2 separate regions of the Homo sapiens genome follow, and region 1 is linked to region 2. Evidence: chromatin loops called from intact Hi-C (ENCODE). Cell type or tissue: IMR-90. All regions are shown on one strand. Each heading gives the region's core, and the rest is flanking DNA. Links, peaks and the distances in the headings are about the cores only.

Region 1 (5,374 bases), core at 250-5,249, 100 kb before region 2:
ATAAAGAAAAAGAAGTTTAATGGACTCGCCATTCCACATGGCTAGGAGGCCTCACAATCATGGCGGAAGGTGAAGGAGGAGCAAAGGCATGTCTTACATGGCAGCAGGCAAGAGAGAGAATGAGAACCAAGTGAGAGGGGAACCCTTTAAAAAACCATCAGATCTTGTGGAACTTATTCACTAACATGAGAACAGTATGGGGGAAACTGCCCCCATGATTCAAGTATCTCCCACCAGGTCCCTTCCACAACATGTGGGAATTATGGGAGCTACAATTCAAGATGAGATTTGGGTGGGGACACAGACAAACCATGTCATTAATGAAATAAGGGACTTCAAAACAAACCAGAGCAAATGTCTTCCGATGTAGTACAGTTATGTAAGAAAAAGGAGATGTTACAAATTTTCTATCATGCGTTCCTTAAAACATGCAGAAAGATATTGCACCTGTGAAAGGCAAATGGGCAGAGAAAGAACAGCGAGATCAGGCAATAATGTGAGAAGATGAAAAAAGCACAATAGTGGAATTTAAAATCCCAGATGGAAGCAGCAACAACAGATTCGAGGCTGCAGAAAACCTGATCAGTGAAGTAGATGACACATGTGACAAACTCTTCTGCCTAAAAATAAAAGTCAAGGGTATGAAAAAGATGAGGAAGTGAAAATGATGGGAGGAAAAAAGACCCATAGTTTAAGGATGTGGCATGTACATGTAAGAAAGTACAGAACACATGGAAAAGAAACACTGAACAAATAGAAACGCTCTTGACCTAAAGAAAGAGTTGGCCTTCATGTTAAAAAGGTTCATTAAAACAAAGTCCAATTATTTAGAAGAGCGGGACACCGAGACTTAGCTTTGTGACACTTGGATGTTTCAGGCACAAAGAAGGGACCCAGAGTAAATAGGAGCAGTAAGTAAATAAGAGCAACAACCGCAATAAAAACAAAAAGTCAGGTAACCCCAAACAACCAGTCAGGCCTGGCTTCAGACTTCCACAGAATAAAAATCCAGCAGGCAGTAGAGTCGTGTCCTCAGAATTCTGAGAGGAGAGATTTTTTGAAAATGCTGAACAGAACTGACTACATAATTCGCAGAGCCTAGGCAGGCAGAGGCTTGGTGGACAAATCACCTGAGGTCAGGAGTTAAAGACCAGCCTGGCCAACATGGTGAAACCCTGTCTCTACTAAAAATACAAAAATTAGGCAAGGCGCATGGCTCACGCCTGTAATCCCAGCACTTTGGGAGGCCTAGGCAGGTGGATCACGACGTCAGGAGATCGAGACCATCCTGGCTAACGTGGTGAAACCCCGTTTCTACTAAAAATACAAAAAAATTAGCCAGGCGCGGTGGCAGGCACCTGTAGTCCCAGCTACTCGGGAGGCTGAGGCAGGAGAATGGGCGTGAACCCAGGAGGCAGAGCTTGCAGTGAGCCGAGATTGTACCACTGCACTCCAGCCTGGGCGACAGAGCGAGACTCCATCTCAAAAAAAAAAAAAAAAAAAATACAAAAATTAGCCAGGTGGTGTGGTGGTACACTCCTGTAGTCCCAGCTACTCGAGAGGCTGAGGCAGGAGAATCGCTTGAACCCAGGAGATGGAGGTTGCAGTGAGCTGAGATCACACTACTGCACTTCAGCCTGGGCAAAAGAGTGAGACTTGGTCAAGAAAGAAAGAAAGAGAGAAGGAAGGAAGGAAAGAAAGAAAGAGAGAGAGAGGGAAAGAAAGGAAAGAAAGAAAAGAAAGAAGAAAGAAAGAGAAAGAAAGAAAAGAAAGAAAGGAAGAAAGAAAGAGAAAGAGAAAGAGAAACCACCTAGAGAATTTAAAAGTCAAAATACCTGGACAAGAAAGGTAAGAGAGCAGCTGAATATTAGAAATGTAGAGGAAAAAAGCTCTTTATTTCTTCATGTGTGCAAATTCCAAAGCACCTCTTACCAATACAAATATTAGTCAAAAAAAAAAGATAAACATCAGAAGAGAGGACTATGTAGCAAACTGGAGAAAACAGTATTTCAGTGCCAGACAGCAGAGAAAGGGAGGGCAATAATTTTCCTTTAAAGCAATTCAGAGAAGTTCTCTTATTTTCTCAACATCCCGGAAGCATGCTTGCCTGTATGTTGTAAGCAATGGCAGATATTGACGAGCCGAATTTTCTCATCCTGTCCAGAAATTGTCTGAGGAAGTGCTCCAAGGCATCTCCCCCTGTCAAACATTCTGGGACACACAGGTATTGCAGGGGCAGCATCTGCACTTTTGCTTGGAGGGACGCTCAGACCTCATGATTCAGCAGATGCAGTGCTTAATTGGGAAGCCACCGTCTTGTCGGAGAGCAGTGAAAGAAGCCCATTTGCCCCACCTAGCTAGCAACTGTGTTCCATCATGGGGCAAGCTCAACAGTCATGCCCAGCCTGCAGCGAGTATGTGATGGCTGAGAAGGGTGTTTTCAGAACCCACCCCAGCACTGCTCACAAGCCCTCTTTGTGCATCTCCTTCCCCAATTCCAGAGGTGCAGCCTGCACCCGAAAAGCTGTTTTGCTCAATGTTATCTGTACATTCATTGTGTTTTCCAACCTCTCGCCTCCGTACTTTTATTTCCACATCTGTAATCCACTTCATCCTCTCAATTTAATGCACCAATTATTTTTCACTTTTTTTGTTAATTTTTAGGGATGGGGTCTCACTCTGTCACCCAGGCTGTAGTGCAGTGGTGTGATCATAGCTTGCTGCAGCCTCAAACTCTTGGGCTCAAGTGATCTTTCTACCTTGTAGCTGGAACAAGAGGTGCACATCAACACATCCAGCTGATTTTTAAATTTTATGTAGAGACGAGATCTGGCTATGTTGCTCCGGCTGGTCTTGAATTCCTGACTTGAAGCAGTCCTCCCACTATGGCCTCCCAAAGTGCTGGGATTACAGGCATGAGTCACTGCATTAGGCCGGATGCACCAAAATTCTCCCCAAGCTTGAAACAGCGGCTGTGCTTTGTCACTACGCTGGGTGGGGCCAGCCCTGGAAACATCCCCTTCCCCGCCAGCCTGCCTCTTTAATGGCCAGTCATGGAAAAAAGTCAGTGCTGGGACATCTTTTCCAAAGGAAAAAGCCTCAACTTTCAGTTTCAGGCTCTTATTTGTTTTTGGTTACAGGAAATTTCTACTTCTTTTCTAATTTCCCATCTGTTTGTCAACTGGTGTATTTTTTTCTAGCTCAGTGCCTTCCCACACGGGTCCTGAGGACTCTGGTCAGGCCCTACCTTCTTAGAGCCACACAGCGCAGCAGGCCAGGCACAGCACCGGAGGGCTTGGTCCTGCTCAGGTTCCGAGATAATACTGACCATGCTGGGGGACAGGGCTGGGAAAAGAAAATCCCAGCCCTGACCCCTTGCCCACCCTTCCTTCTTAGCCCAGCAGCTGGGTACCTGCTTGATATGGTTTAGCTGTGTCCCCGCCCAAACGTCATCTTGAATTCCTACATGTTATGGGAGGGACCCAGTGGGAGGTAATTGAATCATGGGGGCGGGTCTTTCCCATGCTGTTCTTGTGATAGTGAATAAGTCTCATGAGATCTCACAGTTTTAAAAATGGGAGTTTCCCTGCACGAGTTCTCTCTTCGCCTGCTGCCATCCATGTAAGATGTGACCGACTCCTCCTTGCCTTCCGACATGATTGTGAGGCCTCCTCAGCAATGTGGAACTGTAAGTCCATTAAACATCATTGTTTTGTAAACTGCCCGGTCTCAGGTATGTCTTTATCAGCAGCCTAAAAACAGACGAATACACTGCAATTACCACAGGGCTCGTCCAGGCCACCTCTCCCCTGAGCTTGTACTCTGACTTGCTGAACACCATTGTTCTGCCCCTGAATCTTGACCTCTGCTCTGACCCCAAACCCTCTTCTGTGGACTCCCCCAGAAAGACCTTCCACTATCTTCTGTCCTTGGATCCACTGTGACCTTAACACACCCCAGGACACCGCTCAAGCCAGCTTCTGAGGGTTCAAGTCCCTTACTCCAGTTTGGACTGGACATGGCTCTGTTTATTTTCCTGCCTTGCTGTATTCTGAAGTCCCAGTGCCTTCCAGCCACACCTCCTCAGGTGTTCGCTGTGTCCTACCAGTGACACTGAGGCCCAACCAGATGCCCTTTGAGAACCAAGGTTGGGTCATTCTGAAGACAGTCCATTGCCAGTTCTTTCATGGATGTTTCTCTTTCTCTCTGACTTGCTTCATTCTCCAATTTCTAGGCCACCTGCTAGAATTTTCAGCAGGAAGTTAGGCTACTGCTCAAGGTGACAGGTCCTGAGGGACTTTTCTTTATCTCTCACATGGGACACCCCTTGCAGGGAGCCAAAAGTGGGTTCAAACCTTGCCTCTGCTAGCAGGAATGACCTTGGGCAAGGTACAGAACCTCTTTGAGCCTCAGTTACCTCCTCTGTAATAGGAAAATTGTAACTTCCGGGTTACTGTGAGAATTAAATGGGGTTAAACATGTAAGAACACACGAGAGACTCAGTAAATGTTGCTTCTCTTTCCTTCCCTGCCGTGCCCCAGGAGACTGCATCTGGCTATTCAGATAGGGACCCAGAGATATCAGCCTCAATTTTTTAAACACAGTGTGAGTGACTTTGATGTGAAGGTGTTTTATATTTGTCAAGTATTGTTATTTATAAGGCAGGAATAATTACCTTAGTGAGTTTGGGAAATATTATTATTTTTGCCTTTTCTGAGACATACCATTCATGCTGCTCTGGGTAGTTTAAAGTAAAAAGTTACATAGTTGATAATTTTTTTGTAATCAGATTCAAGAAGCAAGCAAGCTTCTCTCTCGCCTTTTATGCCATTTTAAATGAGATGTAAGTTTATCTAGACAATTGATTGTGAAATATTTTGAAGTTCAAAAAGATACAGAAATTGGTTACATTTAATGGAGGACACATGGATGGTCATGACGGGGTAGGGACCACAGGGAAAACAGTGTTTTTAAAATATCTTGGAGATGAAATCTGTGGCCATCTAAACGTGAAACAAGGAGGGCAAGTGAAGATGAATTTGTGTCTCTGGGCTCTCATCAGAATCAATCTAGACTCTAGCCGACAGTTCTTCACATCCTACAATTAGAAAACAACTTGCAAACTGCACAAATCATATTCTTGGAGTGAAATCAGGCCCTTGGATACTCACAACATTTATGGAGATGCTACTGCCCTTGGACTAAAAGCTTCAAAGTGGTTTGAACACCAATTAGTCTTCCCTGCCCCACAGCTCTGAAGGTTTGCTCTGGTTATATTCTATAAGTTAAAAAAATAATTTTTTTAAAGAAGCCTAGGTAAAGCTTGCAAAGGCAAAGTTACTGACATAAAATGGGGCAAATAAATCCCTGCAGA
Region 2 (5,374 bases), core at 208-5,207:
TTCTCCTCTGGGGAGAAGTCCATTTACACTGCAGAGTGGGCGTGATGCAGTCTCAGCATGGGCATTTGTCCCTGTCCTTCCCATTACTCTGCCCCCCTCCAGCCTCTTCTCAATATTCCTGCTCTCCAGTTCATTACTGGACAGCAGAGCCCAGCACTGGGCTATTCTAGAGCAGCATCTTTTTGGCACCAGGGACTGTGGAAGACAATTTTTCCATGTTTCCATGTTGGCTGGGGGAGGTGGGGTGAGTTGAGTGGGGCTGTGGGCATTAGATTCTCGTAAGGAACGTGCAACCTAGATCCCTCCTGTGTGCAGTTCACAATAGGATTGAAGCTCCTATAAGAATCAAATGCTGCTGATCTGACAGGAGGTGGAGCGCGGGCGGGAATGCTTTCTAGCCTGCTGCCGTCCTCCCTGCTGTGCGGCCAGTTCCTAACAGGCCATGGTGTGTGGCTGTGGCTCAGGGGTTGGGGATCCTGGTTCTAGAGGACAGGAGGAGAGAAGAAAAAGAAGTCGGCTGCTACTTTCAGGAAGAGCTCAGTGGTATGCAAGCCAATCTTCGGGTTGACCTAGCCTGCTTTGTAGCAGCAATTTCACCCTTCACCCTGCCAGTGGCCCGGTTAGTGGTGAAAACCTCCAAGTGGGAAGGAGGATCCATTAGAATAAATCATGAGGAACTCCTCAGTCTGTCTCTCCAGCCCTGTCCTTGGATCTCCAGTTCATCGACTAAATCCAGCTGCCTGCTGACAGCTGTGTGGGGGGTGGAGCAGAGGAGATGTCAAGGGTGCACTGAAATGGAATTGGCCCCAACCCACTGCTTCATTTCCAAGGCTTCCCTTATCCCCCACCTGGACCCGTTTCTCTTCCAGTTCTCCTTTGCTGAAGCCAAATACAGAACTTACCTAGTTCCTGTCCTGCCCTCACCCCTCTCTAAACGAGTCCTGTTTCTGAAACATGTCATAGCTCTGCTCTTCTCTGTCCCCCACTGTGTCATATTGTCCGAGCCATCATCCCTTCCCACCTGGATTACCCTGGTAACCACCTACACGGATATGGCTGCTTCTGGCTCATTGTGTTAGTTTGTCAGGGCTGCTGTAACAAATCACCGCCAACTGGGTGGAGTAAACCACAGGCATTTACTGTCTCGGTGCTGGAGCCTGGAAGTTCGAGGTCAGAGCATCAGCAGGGCTGATTCCTTCTGAGGCCATGAGGGAGAATCTGTTCTAGGACCTTCTCCTGGCCTCGGGGGTTTGCTGGCAATCTTTGGAGTTTTTTGGCTTAGAGGAGCATCACCTTGGCTTCTGCCATTATTTTCACATCATTTTCCCTCTATGTGTGTCTGTCTCTGTCCCAATTTCCCCTCTTCATAAGGACGCCAGTTGTATTGTATAAGGGCTCACCTGAATTACTGCATTATAACTTGATCATCTCTGTAAAGACCCTATTTCCAAACAAGGCCACATTCTGAAGTACTGCGGGGGCTAGAACTTCAATCTATCTTTTTTGGGAAGACACAATTCAACCCTTAAAGCCGTCTAATTCATTCTCCCTACAGCAGTGAGCATTCTTTGAAAAGGCAAATCAGAGCCCATCATTCTCCTGTCCCAACCCTCTAGCCGATTCCCTTGCACTGAACTGAAATTCTGAGCCCCTTATCCCTGGCTGGCATACAGAAGCCCCATTTATCTTGTCCCATCCACCTCCCTACCTTCCTCCTGTCCTACTTCAGCCTTTTGTCTGTTCCTTAGATACAGCAAGCTCCTCCCCATCTTAAAGATTTTGCAGTAACCCTCTCTTCTTTCTAGGAAGCCCTGTCTCCTGTTTGGTCTGTGACTGACTACTTCCTGTGGTTCAGATCTCAGCTTAAATGTCACCTCTGCAGGGGGCCACTTTGACCCCCAGCTCAAAATCAGACATCTCATCCCACCCCTTACACCACCCCATTGCAATGCTCGGAATGGCCCTTATCAGTGTCTTGTTATTCATTTTATTTCTGCCTTCCACTCTAACCCCTCTTAGAACATCAGCCCCGGTTGGGGGGTGGGGGGCATGGACTTGTCTGTCTGGTTCATTATTAAACCCCCAGCAGTAAGAGGAGTGCCTGGCTCCTAGCTGGCACTCGGTAAATACAGGTCAGATGAATGAATAAATAGATCTGTCCCTGCTCTCTTTTAGCCATGTTTTTGGCTAATTTTGGATGCTGGTAGGCACTTTGTTCTGGCAGAATTTTGTAGGGCAGGGTTTCTCAACCTCACCAAGATGGAAACATTGTAGCTGAGTAATTATTTGTTTAAGAGGTGTCCTGTGCATTGTAGGATTTTTACCAACAGCCCTGAACTTTACCCACTAGATTCCAGGAGCAACCCCCCACTCCTAGGTTGGGACAACCCAAATTGTCTCTAGGTATTACCAAATTTCTCCTGTGGGGCAAAATCCACCCCTGCCCCCTACCACTCAGTCATCTCCATTGCAGGGCCAGCCACAGCTCTTACAGGACAGCTGTAAGAACAAGAGTTCTGGGAGGCTTTCAATTACACCCATCTCCAAGTGGAACTCTCCAGGCTAAGAGGATGATGACCACCAGCAGGTAACGCAGTGAAGTTGGTGGCCTGTCCCAGGAGAAAGCAGAGTGCAGGCTGTGGGGCAGACAGACCTGATCTTGATCCCAGCTCCATCTCGCACTAGCTGGGTAAAGTAGACAAGCCACTTAGCTTATATTCAGAATGGAGATGGGTGGGATTGCTAGGTGGGGTTAGTAGGAGACAGTGGATACAAACACAAGGCCTGGTGCAGGATCACGCGCTGTAGGAGCTGGGCTAATGCGGCACTCACAGCAGGGAGCTCCGGGCTCCTGGTAAGGATGGCATGGAGAGCGCAGGGAGAAAGGGGACTTGGCAGCCGTCCACTGAGGCCTATACTCATATCCAATTAACATACTTGCTCTAATTCTCTGGTCCTTTGACTCACTAATTTTCTGGTTCCACAAAGCCTGACTGTGCCGTGAGCATCTGCAGCTGGCCAGGGCCTCAGGGAGGCTGTGGGAAGGTGGAGAGAGAGGCAGCCCAGCCGGCAGCTGGGCGAAGAGCCTCCCAGCACAGATCTCTTTTTATCAGCGCTGAATTCCCCCAGCCAGTAAGTACCCCCTGCAAAGGGGTGCGGGTCCTCCCTCCCAACTCCTGCACATTTTCCTTTTGTGACTTCATTCTGCTTCCCAGGCTCTTCTTGGCATGAGCTGAGGGGCAGAGGTTATTGGGAGGAAAAGAGAGCAAAAGCTAAAACATAAGAAAGCGCATCTGATCCTCTTAAAAGAGTCTTTCAAACAGCTACACGGGCATCCACTGTGAGGCCTGAAATATTTATATCCAGCAAAGGATCTATGGGAAATGCCTCCCTGATTTGAGGACAGCTGTAAGAACAAGAGTTCTGGGAGGCTTTCAAAGTGGGAGAACAGAAGAAACCACATTTGAACTTCTCTTAACTTAAAAAAAAAAAATAGCCTACCCAATTAACTAACTGAATTCTAAGGAGATAAGCAAAATTATTGTTAATTTATTTTATTTATTAGAGACAGGATCTCACACTATCACTCAGGCTGGAGTACAGTGGTGTGATCTCAGCTCACTGCAGCCTCGACCTCCTGGGCTCAAGCAATCCTCTAGCCTCAGGCTCCCAAGTAGCTGGTACTACAGGCACGCACCACCATGCCCAGCTAATTTTTTTGCTTTTTGGTGGAGGTGAGGTCTTACTATGTTTCACAGGCTGGTTTCAAACTCCTGGGCTCAAGCAATCCTCCCACCTTGGCCTTGAAAAGCGCGGGATTACAGGCATGAGCACAGTGCCTAGCCTTAATTAATGTTAAATTAGTTTAAAATGTATTACACCTAAGGTATTTGTGGGGCAGGTGATGGAGGGAGGTGGTAGTGGCTGGAGTGGGGACTGTCCTTGGCAGATGGCGTCCACTTCTAGGGCCAGCTCTATGGGCAAGTCTCAATAGGAGTGACACTGGAGGTTGTATCAGAACCAAGGTACAAATAGGTTGAAAGTCTCAGGAGTAGAAACAGAGCGCCATGGGAGCTATGGAGAGCCAGCAGGTCTGCAGAACCAGGCTCAGGGGCCAGGGCCTCAGTGAGACCAGGGCAAACCTTCTTCTCAGGGGAGGAAGAGGGTGAATCGAGTCCCAGCTTCACAGCCTCCCAACTTGAAACTGCAGGAGAGAGCAACTGTTGCTACCAGCACACATGCATTTGTCCTGGGAAAGGTGACGGCTCGGGGGTCATGGCCAGCCCTGGACTGAACCCTGTGATTGCTGCTGTGATGGCTGGGATGGGCTCGCAGGCTGTCTCTGTACCCGGCTGTACCAACAGGGGTTGGGGTTATTTTAGAAAGGAAAGGGAGGGGTAGAATTGTGTCTGGCAGTCACCACCCCATGACTAACTCTCAAATGGTGGGTCATGTTCCAAAGCTCACTTCATTCAGAGAGGAACGAGTTGGCCAGACTCTTGAATTGGCTTTGCATGAACCTAAGAGGAACAAGAGGATTCCACTGATTTTTTAGATCTGAGTGTGTTGTCTTGTCTCAGGCGGACCTGCACTTGGAGCCCCAGAGGCAAAGGCAGGCGTAACCCTTCTGTGGTGGCTGCTGGGGTTCTTCTGGGAGCCCCGTCTGAGGACTTCCATGACCCCAATCTCATCCTTTCCCCTGATGTTCCAGGGCATGGCTTGAAGCAGGGAGCAGTGTGCTCTGGTGCCTGACCAGGGTGACATTTGCTGCAGTGGTGACTTTACCACTACTTTACTTTTTGTCACTAAGAAGTTTGGAAAATGAGTGCACCATCATAGTGTGTTTATTGTGTCCCCAAAAGATGTGTCTGAGTCCAAACCCTGGTTCCTCAGAATGTGACCTTGTTTGGGGACAGAGATGCTACAAATGTAATTGGTTAAGATGAGGTCATCCTGGATTGGAGTGGGCCTACTCCAATGTGACGGGTGTCTTTATAAGAAAAGACAGAGAGAGAGAGAGAGAGAACGAACACACAAATACCCCATGAAGACACAGACACAGAGGGCAGAAGGCTGTGTGAGGACAGAGGCAGAGGTTGGAGAGATGCCGCCATAAATCAAGGAACACCTGGAGCCACCAGGTGCTATTTCTTGCCTAAGATCCTCCAAGCAAGGATTCCTCCCTAGGACCTTAAGATGGAGCTTGGCCATATGACACCTTGATTTTGGACTTCCCATCTCAAGAACCATGAGAGAACAAATTTCTGTTGTTTTAAGTCACCCAGTTTTACAGTCCTTTGTCATAGTCATTCTAGGACATGCATATACCATCTCAAGGGGTTGTCTGCTTATGTTTGTTTTATGTGTGCATGCA

The links. Hi-C counts contacts between places; a loop is a spot of excess contacts. Peaks named below come from ENCODE experiments on the same cell type or tissue, not always from the same donor. Only the 100,000 strongest peaks of a DNase experiment are listed, where the experiment ranks them.
Region 1: it touches region 2 in a loop (2.8-fold over the local background); 1 of 110 quality-filtered maps calls a loop at or near these places.

What each region holds. Positions count from the first base shown.
Region 1 is chr2:234,871,554-234,876,927 of GRCh38, reverse strand. The region is part of intron 2 of LOC101927896 (a long non-coding RNA gene); the gene reads left to right. Among named protein-coding and RNA genes, the nearest start is that of SH3BP4, 78 kb to the left of the region's middle. In IMR-90, for the core only: no CTCF peak of the experiment used is centred there; a DNase peak (open chromatin) is centred at 2,927.
Region 2 is chr2:234,767,906-234,773,279 of GRCh38, reverse strand. No RefSeq gene overlaps it. Among named protein-coding and RNA genes, the nearest start is that of LINC01173, 88 kb to the right of the region's middle. RefSeq lists enhancers at 1-475, 476-977. In IMR-90, for the core only: no CTCF peak of the experiment used is centred there; a DNase peak (open chromatin) is centred at 3,089; H3K27ac peaks cover 2,524 bases.